Regions from separate parts of the Mus musculus genome. Here region 2 is linked to region 1. The links are chromatin loops, found by intact Hi-C in ENCODE. Cell type or tissue: heart. All regions are shown on one strand. Each heading gives the region's core, and the rest is flanking DNA. Links, peaks and the distances in the headings are about the cores only.

Region 1 (5,073 bases), core at 428-4,427:
GTTCTAGTTGGCATCTTGTGTTTAAGGTTCAACACATTTTCATGTGTGCTTATTGTAGTATCTTAATTCCCGGAGATTTACAAAGCACACATGCAACCTTAACGCTGCCCTTCAATCTCACGAGTTTGTTTTATAACCTCGATAGTTATTTCTAGTTGCAATTCTGTTTCCTTTCTAAATGTGTTAATAAAATGCTTGCATTCGAGTTGGCTGGGCTCCAGAACCGGATCCGATCCCACTTCAAGGGAGCGGTAAAGCCTGGGACACTACAGGACTTGGAGCTCTTCGGATGCAGCCTTACCTCTCAAGTGAGGAAACTCATGGTTCCTTATAGAGTTAAATTAAGGTCAGACCTGGTTTCCGACACGAAGTTCAGATGTATTGGCAGGTCCCCATGCTTGCATTTATTATACTGTAATTTGGGGCTTAAAGAGCTATATGCAGTCCATCCCCAACATCTGGATAGTGTTTATAACGATCACATTTGATCCTAATGTAATTTTGTTGGGGAATTCACTAGAATTCCTCTGTTGGCTACATTACAACTAGACATGAGATCTGCTAAAATATTACCAAAAGTGAATGAATATCCACAGAGACTCCAAAACATAGCTCCATTTCAACCTTCCTATCTTTCCCCAGCCTCTGGCTGCTAACCCATCATCTCATCTCTCTGGGCCTTCTTGCCTCCATTGATAAAATGAGAGCGACCCCTTCAGCAGCGGCCAATGTTTGTCCAGGGTTGTTGTTGTTGTTTGTTTGTTTGTTTTTTCCTTAAAGAGCAGAGGAGGCAAAAAAACAAAACAAAACAAAACAAAACAAAAACAAAAACAAAAAAACAAAAAACAGCCACCTTTCAAAGGTAGTGACAGCGCATGCGCAGCCACAAGGGGACCATCACAGACCTTGCTGATGGGGGTTGGCATGAGCTTGATGGAGATTTTTCTCCCCTTCATTTTCATTTTGATTTAGGCGCTATTCCTTGGGGTCAGGAAGAAGTTATTTGGGAAGTCGAGCCAAAGGATTGGGTTTAAACCGCCTGCCCCATCAATGGAAGCCTCAGATGAATCAAGTCTAACCTTCTAAGGGCTGTAAAGGGAGCCTTTAATTATATGAGATTGGCAAGGGGGACCTTTGGGACGCTCAGCGAGGCAGCAGCAGGACCTCCCAGCCCTGCCCGCAGCGGGGAGATTATTAGCATATTTTATGTACCCTTCCCATGAAATAATCTTAACATTCAAAAAGAGACAGATGGGAAGAAAGAAAGACAGATAGGAAGGACAGAGACTCTAACGGTCTTTAGAGAGGGGAAATTATTTCATTAAAAGTAAAGAGCATATGCTCTTCTGATGCATAGCATGTGCAAGCCTATGCAAATTAGCAAATAGCGGTGCACTCTGAGTAATTTTCATTTCCTTCCCAGCCTGTGACGAGGAATATTCCTTTTAATCAGATTAGATGACATCCTCCTCAAACTTGTGGGGGTTTCAACTTAATTTACCATGCTAAGTAGTTAGGATAATTTGAAATAAAGCAATCAGTGGGCTGAAAAGAATGAAGCCAAACCTTATTTCTGTCTTTATGATGAGGGGCTTCCTGGCTGCCTGAGCCCCACAGGGCTTCTCTCTTGTCCTCTCCTCTCCCTGAACCCCCAGTACCCCAACCTCAGCTGCGTCTCCAATGACCAGTTGCCTTCTTTGATGGCACCTACTTGAATCTGTTTCCCATCGTTGGAGCTTGTCTGAAATGCTGCATTCCACCAGGCCTGCCCGAGACCTTTGGAATTTATGGCCCTGCCTCCAGAAGTGATGGAAAGTTGAATTCACACTCCTTAAAAACCATTTCCCCCAGAGAGGGTCCTACACTGCTGAAGGGATCTTTGCCGTGGCCTGCAGGGACCTCCAGATACAACAGCAACATTCCTTCTCGAGACCTGGATGCAACAGGCGTTTGCAGGAAGGCAACAGCAGGAGAGACCTACCTGAAGGACTCAGCCGTTTATCAGTGATGTGCAGACAGGAGCAGTGTCAGCCTTTGGAAGGACCCAGAAGTCTGTTTGGAGGCATTTCTCACAGTCCTGTAGGCCACGGTCCCTTCTCCCCACAACCCCCTAATTCTCTATTGTCTTGAAGTCAGCAGGGAGTCTGGGCGGTAATACCTGTAAATGCCCCACAGATGGCAGTAAAGGGTCTTGAGGAAGCAATTACTAAAACTGCATCAAGTTTCAGTTTGGACTAGAAGCAGCTAGTTGGCTTCTTCTTTCACAGCCCTCTGTTTTATGGGTGGTAGGGGGAAGGGGAAGGTTTTAATTGCTTAAACTAATTCCCTACAAAGTATTAGCAGATGAGATGTAAATATCAGCCATATTTAAACTGCTAGGGATGCCCTAGCCACCAAGACATAGAAGAGGGAAATTTAACGGTGCACTTTCAAGTATTAAAGCAGAATTCACTTTCTTCCTCTTTTTTCTCTTCCCCCCCCCCCTTCTTCTTCTTCTTCTTCTTCTTCTTCTTCTTCTTCTTCTTCTTCTTCTTCTTCTTCTTCTTCTTCTTCTTCTTCTTCTTCTTCTTCTTCTTCTTCTTCTCCCTCTCCTCCTCCTCCTTCCTCCTTCTCCTCCTCTCCCCTTCCCTGTCTTCTTCCTCCTCCTCCTCTTTCTCCTTCCTCCTTCTCCTCTTCCTTCTCCTCCCCTTCTCCTCTTCCCCCTCTTCCCCCTCCTCCTTCTCTTCCTCCTGACACCGCCATACAGGGTTTGCAGTGGGTTCTGGTTACCAAAGCTCAGGTCCTCTTGCTTCCAATCTTGACACTTTACCTGCTGAGATAGTTCCTTTCTATTTAACATGCAAAAGTACACATGATGAACTCAGATACATATGACGTTTCTCTCCTTCCATACCAAACCCTGACCACTTTCTCATATACGATCAACTACAGGTTCTTGAATGTTCTTTTATAAATAGTTTGGACTTTTATAAATGAGTTCTTTTTTTTTCCCCCCCTTCCAATTGGAAGTGGTTGACAATGGTTCCTTGTTTGTTTGTTTGTTTTGAAGAGTTGTTTTTTATGTGTGTTGGTGTTTTTCCTGCACGGGTGTCTGTGTAGTCCAAGAATCAAATGCCTGCAGAGGCCAGAAGAGGGCATCAGAATCGCTGGATCTGGAGTTACGGGTGGTTGCGTGCACAGTGTGGGTGCTGGGAATTGAATCTGGGTCTCTGCAAGAGGAGGCAGTGGGCTGACATCCTGAGTCAGCTCTCTCCCCCCCCCCCCCCATAATGTTTCTTAAACTGAAGTAAGTAACTGCAGCCGCCTCAGACCTGGGAATACTTGCTATGGAACACACCATGGCTTTATTTAATTGAAATCAAGTGGTTTAACTTAAATGTAGGTGAGTGAGACCAACCTTACAGAGATTATCTCTAAGTGTAGCCAGCTTTCAAAAAAAAAACTTCTTTATAAACAAACGCCCCACACCTGGATCAACATATGGCCTCCCAGAGAGACTTAATTATCAGGTACAATTTTCAAAAATTTTGTTTTGTTCTTTAAAAATAGTCACTGTCACTTCCAATATATGTCTCCCAGCTGCCCCACCACCACACACACATTAAACTAAAACCGAAGGTTACAAAAGACAGATACCAGAATCTGAGGATATTCAAGAGAAGTTAAATAGTGCACAATGAAGCAGCCTGTGTAGCCTTGTCCACACCTCAGTCAGACTTCCTTCAGGTAGTGAGATGGGCCAAGAGGAACCGTTCCAGCAGGACTAGGAAAATAATTGAGAAGAGAAAAGGAAAGGTTGACAGAGAATGGGTTCTAGCACCTCCGTAGGGAAATTTTGCTCCAGTCCGGCCAACTTCAAGTTCTTTGGATTTAAAAAATATATATCACGTATCCCTGGTGTGAGTAGTTGTGTGTCTTCTCTGTTGATGCCTTGTTAAGATGCATTACAATTCTCAAAAATACTTCCAGAGTTGTACAAAATATGGAGCTTATATTCTACCACATTGGGGAACTATTCTGTGCTTTTGTAGATGCTGCGGTATGAGAGGAAGGACTGGGGGGGTCGGAGAGGGGGGACAAAGGGCAAAGAAATAAGAGAGGCACAGAGAGAAACACAAACTCTTCCCTGGATTCCCAGATACCTGTGGCACCCAGCCCTGTCTGGGAACTTCCACAATGTCCATGAGTTATTCGTGGTGATCACGCTTTCAAATAGTCTACATATTCTCATTGTATTTTCTCATCATACGCCATCTATTCAAATAAGAAATGTGTTGGATACCTGTAGACTGTATAGAACACCTGTACCTTTTTTGAGGATGGTGATTTTTATCCCTACATTTATGCTAGTCACCAAATTCTTCCCTATTTTTGAGACATCCCCCAGCCCCACCCCCCTTTTCGAAAGCAGGCGTTTGCTCTGGGAGCCTGGTTACCTTCAGGCTGGCAATGTCCAGCTTCACTGACTTTACTGTCTGTAAAGTTCCTCCTTCCTGGTCCCACTCATGTGTCTCCCTGTGTCTTAAAGAAGTGATGCCAGCTTCCTGGATGCCGGAGGTCTCAGACCTCAGGAACAATGGCACCAAGACCTACAGGAGATGTTGATCTTCACTTAACTTGAAGCAGGAGCTACCAGGATAAAGGAGCTACTTACCAATGTCTACAGATTCCTTCATTTGAATTTAAAACACACTAGATCACCGAAAGAATCCCGTGAATACCTCTGCAGAGCCTGACGTTTGAAAAATCTCACCTCGAGGAACAACCATTCCCACGCATATTCCCAAAGCTACCCAAGGAAAACACCACAAAAGCAGCTTCCGGAATGTTTCAAACACGGCTATGCGTTCATCTTGAGACGTAAAACCCAAATCGTAGATGAGCAGGTTGAAAAGAAAAAGGAAACTCCTGATTATTGATCATCTGATCAACGTCCGCTCTTTTACCACCTCGTTCACCATCCAAACCAAATGGCTAAAGCCCTTTTCTATCACTAATCACAAACTCTGGGCAGTTCAGTCCCCAACCCCCACCCACAAGCTCCCAGAGAAAGTGACTGGACTTCGCAAAGAT
Region 2 (5,073 bases), core at 334-4,333, 1.0 Mb after region 1:
TGTAATACTGAGGGTTACTATAGCCAATGGCAAACAAACCAGAAGTGCCACTTGGGTCACCTTGGTAAGAAAAGGTGTGACTTCTTATAAACATTTACTCCCCCCACCAAAGCAAAACAGAAAAAACTGAGGCTACCTGGCCTTATGATCACCCTTTTAAGCTGAAACCTCCTGGAGATTGGAACTGAAAAGGCCCCACAGGCCATGTTCCCTGTAAACAGTTATTGAGCTCGATAAACTAAAGGTCGGACCAGGGGTGGTGGCTCCCGGTTACCATCCTACCGTTGAAGAGGTTGACCCAGAAGATTGCCATGATTTTGAGGCCAGTCAGGGATACAGAGACAGAGACAGACAGACAGACAGACAGAGAGACAGAGACACAGAGAGAGGGGATGTGAATGGATATGAGACTTGAGAGAAGAAGGAAGGGAGGGGACAGAGCAAGGGAGGGAGAGAAGGAGGAAGGGAGGAAGGCAGAGAAAAGGAGGCACCGCAGACTTCAAGGGCACGTGGTGTGTATACCTTGTGCTACCTGTGTCCGATGCCCTTCACCCACACTGTTGCTCTGCACATTCCCTGGACAGACGTCCATCTGTACCACATTTTACTAAAACCATGGAACTAAGTCACCACTTGAGATTTGTAAAACACCATCGATGAGTGGAATCTAGCTTCTCTTACATTTCTTGATATAGAATTGGAGCCTGTAAAAATTAGTCAGATCGATCTCAAGTACCTATGGAACAGACCCTGAGAAGACTTAGCATAGGACCTTGGACTTCAAACTGCTCAGTAAATGGGTATTGAATGACTCTGAGCTGGAAATCATGAGAGGAGATCCTGGGCCATAGAAGGCAGGCTAATTAGAGCATACGCAGATTACACTCTTTAGCGAAACTGCCCCATGCGTATCTCATCAGTAGGGAGGTGTGGAGAGGGTATCCACAAAGGCACTGGTCCACTGATGAGGTTGCCAAATTGTTGGTCTCTGTAAAGAAGAGGTTGAACCGATCTCCTTCCAGAGTTGTTCCAGCTCCGAGGTCTCTGGAACATCAAGACATACAGAGAGCATCTATTCCATTGCTAGCTCTGCACCCAGGAGGGTGACCTTTACTCCTGTCCCCAGTGTGACACCTTACCTTACATATTATTTTCAAAGGAGGGCTGCCGCACTTTGCCTTCTGTACAGCCTGGGACAGACACCTTGTGTAGCCTCTAGCAAGTTTTAAAAGAAAGTTATTTGAAACCATTCATCAAGACGCGGAAGTCTTTGGCAGCAAACTTTGTACCTGAGCGCCTCTTGCGAATACATATGTACATACTTGCGAGTACATATGTCTGCGAATGAACAAAATGGGCTCGAGGACATAGGAAAAACAAAAGAGCCATCCTTGTAACCTAAAGGGCAGCGGGAAGTGCCCCTACATACACACAGCCCTCGCAGTCCGGCAGATGGCAATGTTCACGTGAAGCAACAGCGGCATCTAGTGGTCAGATTGATGAATCGCAAGTCCTCCAGTGCCAGTAATAGAGAAAGGGAGACCCCAAAGCTTGCTCTCTCTCCTCTCAAGTAGATGTAACCTGACAGATGATTGGGAAAACGAGTGCAGAAGACAATCATTAACTTGACCCATCTGGAATTTACTGAACACTTCATCCCAGAATGTAGGTTAACTCTACTCTTAATCCCCTGATAGTCGATGCACAGCCAGAGTCTTTTCCAGAATGCACATACCCTAGGCGGCTGCTAGTGTGTACTGCATATGAAAACTACTACCTAACATCTGTGGTGGCCAGTTGTTTGCTTACTACACTGATGAAACTTTAAAACTCTCATGAAGAAGACACATTCACCTCTCATCCTAGAGTGCAGGGGATGCTGGGATTGACAGGAGGGCTTGCAGAGGTTTGCCAGCCAGCCTAACTAGGTTTAGTGAGAGACTCTGTCTCAAAGGAATAAGGGGTAAAGTGATAGGATAGCTGATGTCCTCCCTTGTGGAACAAGTGGCCTGCCACCAGACAGAAGAACTGGTAAGGCTGAGCAGACTCAGAATCTCAGAATTAAGAAGGGCAGGAGTGGAGCCAGCTTCCTGCCACGATCTACTTGTTCGTGTAACTATGTTACTTGTGTGTAACCATGGCACACACGCATGAACACACAAACACCCAGCAGACCATGCAATCAGCCACATAGCATAAAAACCTGGAGTTCTCCATGCTAATGAGGTATCAAGATAGGCCAATGAGCTTCCCTCCCTGGGCATCCCTTCCTGCAAAATGTATTTAATCCCTGGTTCACCCAGAGTAAGGTGTATGCATTTACATTTGCAATCAAATAAAAGTTTGGACAAGCAAGAATAGTCTCTTCCTTACGAATAGCCACGAAGGGGGGGGGGGGGGGGGGTAGGGCGGGGGCGGGGCTTCGTGGTAAAAAGCCACGCCCAAATCTCCAGGAAGAAGGCCTTCTCTCTCCCAGCCCCTCTGTACTCTTGGGATTCATTCTGAACCTAACAGGCAGCCTTTCCTCTTCCTGCTTGGCCACAGACACCCTGAGGGGAAGCGAAGACCAGGGATCCCCGTGCCTACTCCCTGCGGTACCCCAGCAGCAACTGGGTACACAGGAGACTGGGACCCACAAGCAAACATCCCAGGTGCCACTGTTTCCCACCCGAGAAGAAACCGACTGAGATCCCTGGTAGTTACGGATGGCATCCTGCCTCCCCTGAGCAACGTGCCTGTTCTCTGAGCACCACAACGCGAGGCGAACACGCAGCCTGACACTCCCTCCGTCTCCATGGTCCATTGTACCTGTTGGTATTTCCCCATCTGTAACTACCCTGGTAGTTGGACATAGATATACAGAACTCTGTGTATGACTGTCCCCTTTTCCTGAAAATTTCTCTCAAACACCTTCACAAGAGCCTCCATAGCTAGCTGTCTGGGACATGAGCTAGGGGCTCTTCACCTCATGTGACTTCTCTCACAGGGGCATTTATACACATGGGGCGGGAAGAGGCATCAGTGAGATTCTCCATCTTCAGTGAGAAACAGGTAGTGGCCAAATCGGTGGCTTTCAAACTCTGACCTCCAGGACCCCAATCTTCTAGATTATCATCGGCAAGAAAGAGAAGGCACGGGAACGGGTGTAGCCTCTTTCCCCCACCTAGCCAGAGTAGCTCTGTACTGCCTGGGTAGTGCAGTTTGAACACAGAGTTCGGTTGTAGATCTGGAAGTCCAGAAACACAGGGACTTAGCATGGTGTAAAGACAGCACTCAGATCAGTAGAATGGACCACTTGACAAATGCTGTGGACAGCCTGGGTAAGCACTTGGGAAAAATATGTTAAGAGGACACTTTAATGCACATCTTATGTAAAAGTGAATTCCAGAAAGAGACAAGCATAAAAAGCAAACCGTAAGAGAAGCAAAAGGAAAACAGGATGTTTTACTAAGTATGAAGAAGTAGAGAAGGAGGCTCTCCACATTTCACAGGACCTGGAAATACAAAGGGGAAAACGATAGATGATCCAGATACATGGTAATAAATTAGTAGCAAATTTTGTCCTTGGTCGTAGCTGCCTCCATGACTGCACTGAGAGAGGCCTAGAAAGAGGATAGCATTGTCTCGCTGGTTAAGACTACATTTCATCAGAACGAAGGGAATATTAAGTCATCACTGACTCCAAGAATTCCTTAAAGTTGTTGATGTTAACTGTGGCGACTCCGTTTGCTTTCCTGAGGAAAGATGACTAACTCGGGACCCCATGTCGAAAAGATTTCATCTGTGACATGATGTCAAGCTGTTCACAGGTGGCATCAAAAGCAAAATCCGTGCCAGAATGTAATGAGAACTGGCTTACAGATTTCTCATTTTTACTGGATGTTATGGTTTGTATATGCTCAGCCCAGGGAGTGGCACTATTAGGAGGTGTGGCCTTGTTGGAGTAGGTGTGTCACTGTGGGCGTGGGCTTAAGACCCTTCCTCATCCTAGTTGCCTGAAAGCCAGTCTTCTCCTAGCCGCCTTCAGATGAAGATGTAGAACTCTCAGCTCCTCCTGCACCATGCCTGCCTGGATGCTGCCATGTTCCTGCCTTGATGAGAATGGACTGAACCTCTGAACCTGTAAGCCAGCCCCAATTAAATGTTGTCCTTCTCAGAGTTGCCTTGGTCATGGCATCTCTTCACGGCAGTAAAACCCTAACTAGGACACTGGATTTAACTACTCACTTCAACGAGTTGAACATCCATCTCTAAGGCAAAGGCAGCTAATCAATGTATCCCCTAAGTCACGCCAGTGTTCCAACGGAAACTAAAGCTATGGCATACTTGAACTGAGGCGATCTTACGCATGCTGACACATCAGCTAAGCATCTTTCCTGTGGACCCTGAAACCTGCATCGCCTTGCTTTTCTATGTGGTAAAGGAATTTGAAAACAGACTTCAGGATATCCTGGGGGAAAAAAAATAACATTTTGGTATACTTGGGACTCGATTTTCAGTTGACGTAAATGACTTATCAGTCAGTTTTCAAAGGGAGTAGAGAGCCTGCCATCTGGTATTGACTTAAACCTTTGATCGTGCCCTTCCTAGACTTCCCCAGGTCCGGCTTCCCAGGGGCAACTATCCCTTGATTCACAAACATTTCTTACTCGGGTCGTCACTTGAAAGAAGCACCTGTGGGAAGCCACATGTGTCGTTGCTGAGTGGCACTGACTACTGCTGGCCACCACGCATAAGATTGGACAAACAACCAATGTGTACATATGCAGTAAAGTTTTTTGCAAAGACACTGCCTGGCCCGGGCATGATAATGAGGTTCTATAAGGTACTGAGAGTATAACCAATCAGATGTGAGACATGCAAATGAGGTATGATAATGAGGTTCTGTAAGGTACTGAGAGAGAGTAACCAATCAGATGTGAGACATGCAAATGAGGTATGATAATGAGGCTCTGTGAGGTACAGAGAGAAAGAGAGAGTAGCCAATCAGATGAGGAACATGCAAATGAGGCATAGTGCATAACCAATCCGGGTGTGAGACACACCTCTCCTAGGCCTATAAAAGCAGCACCA

What was found. Hi-C counts contacts between places; a loop is a spot of excess contacts. Peaks named below come from ENCODE experiments on the same cell type or tissue, not always from the same donor. Only the 100,000 strongest peaks of a DNase experiment are listed, where the experiment ranks them.
Region 2: it touches region 1 in a loop (5-fold over the local background); 17 of 42 quality-filtered maps call a loop at or near these places.

Annotation. Positions count from the first base shown.
Region 1 is chr10:120,245,438-120,250,510 of GRCm38, forward strand. No RefSeq gene overlaps it. Among named protein-coding and RNA genes, the nearest start is that of Llph, 21 kb to the left of the region's middle. In heart, for the core only: a CTCF peak has its summit at 2,164; no DNase peak of the experiment used is centred there; H3K27ac peaks cover 786 bases.
Region 2 is chr10:121,255,162-121,260,234 of GRCm38, forward strand. No RefSeq gene overlaps it. Among named protein-coding and RNA genes, the nearest start is that of Gm35404, 15 kb to the left of the region's middle. In heart, for the core only: no CTCF peak of the experiment used is centred there; no DNase peak of the experiment used is centred there; H3K27me3 peaks cover 787 bases.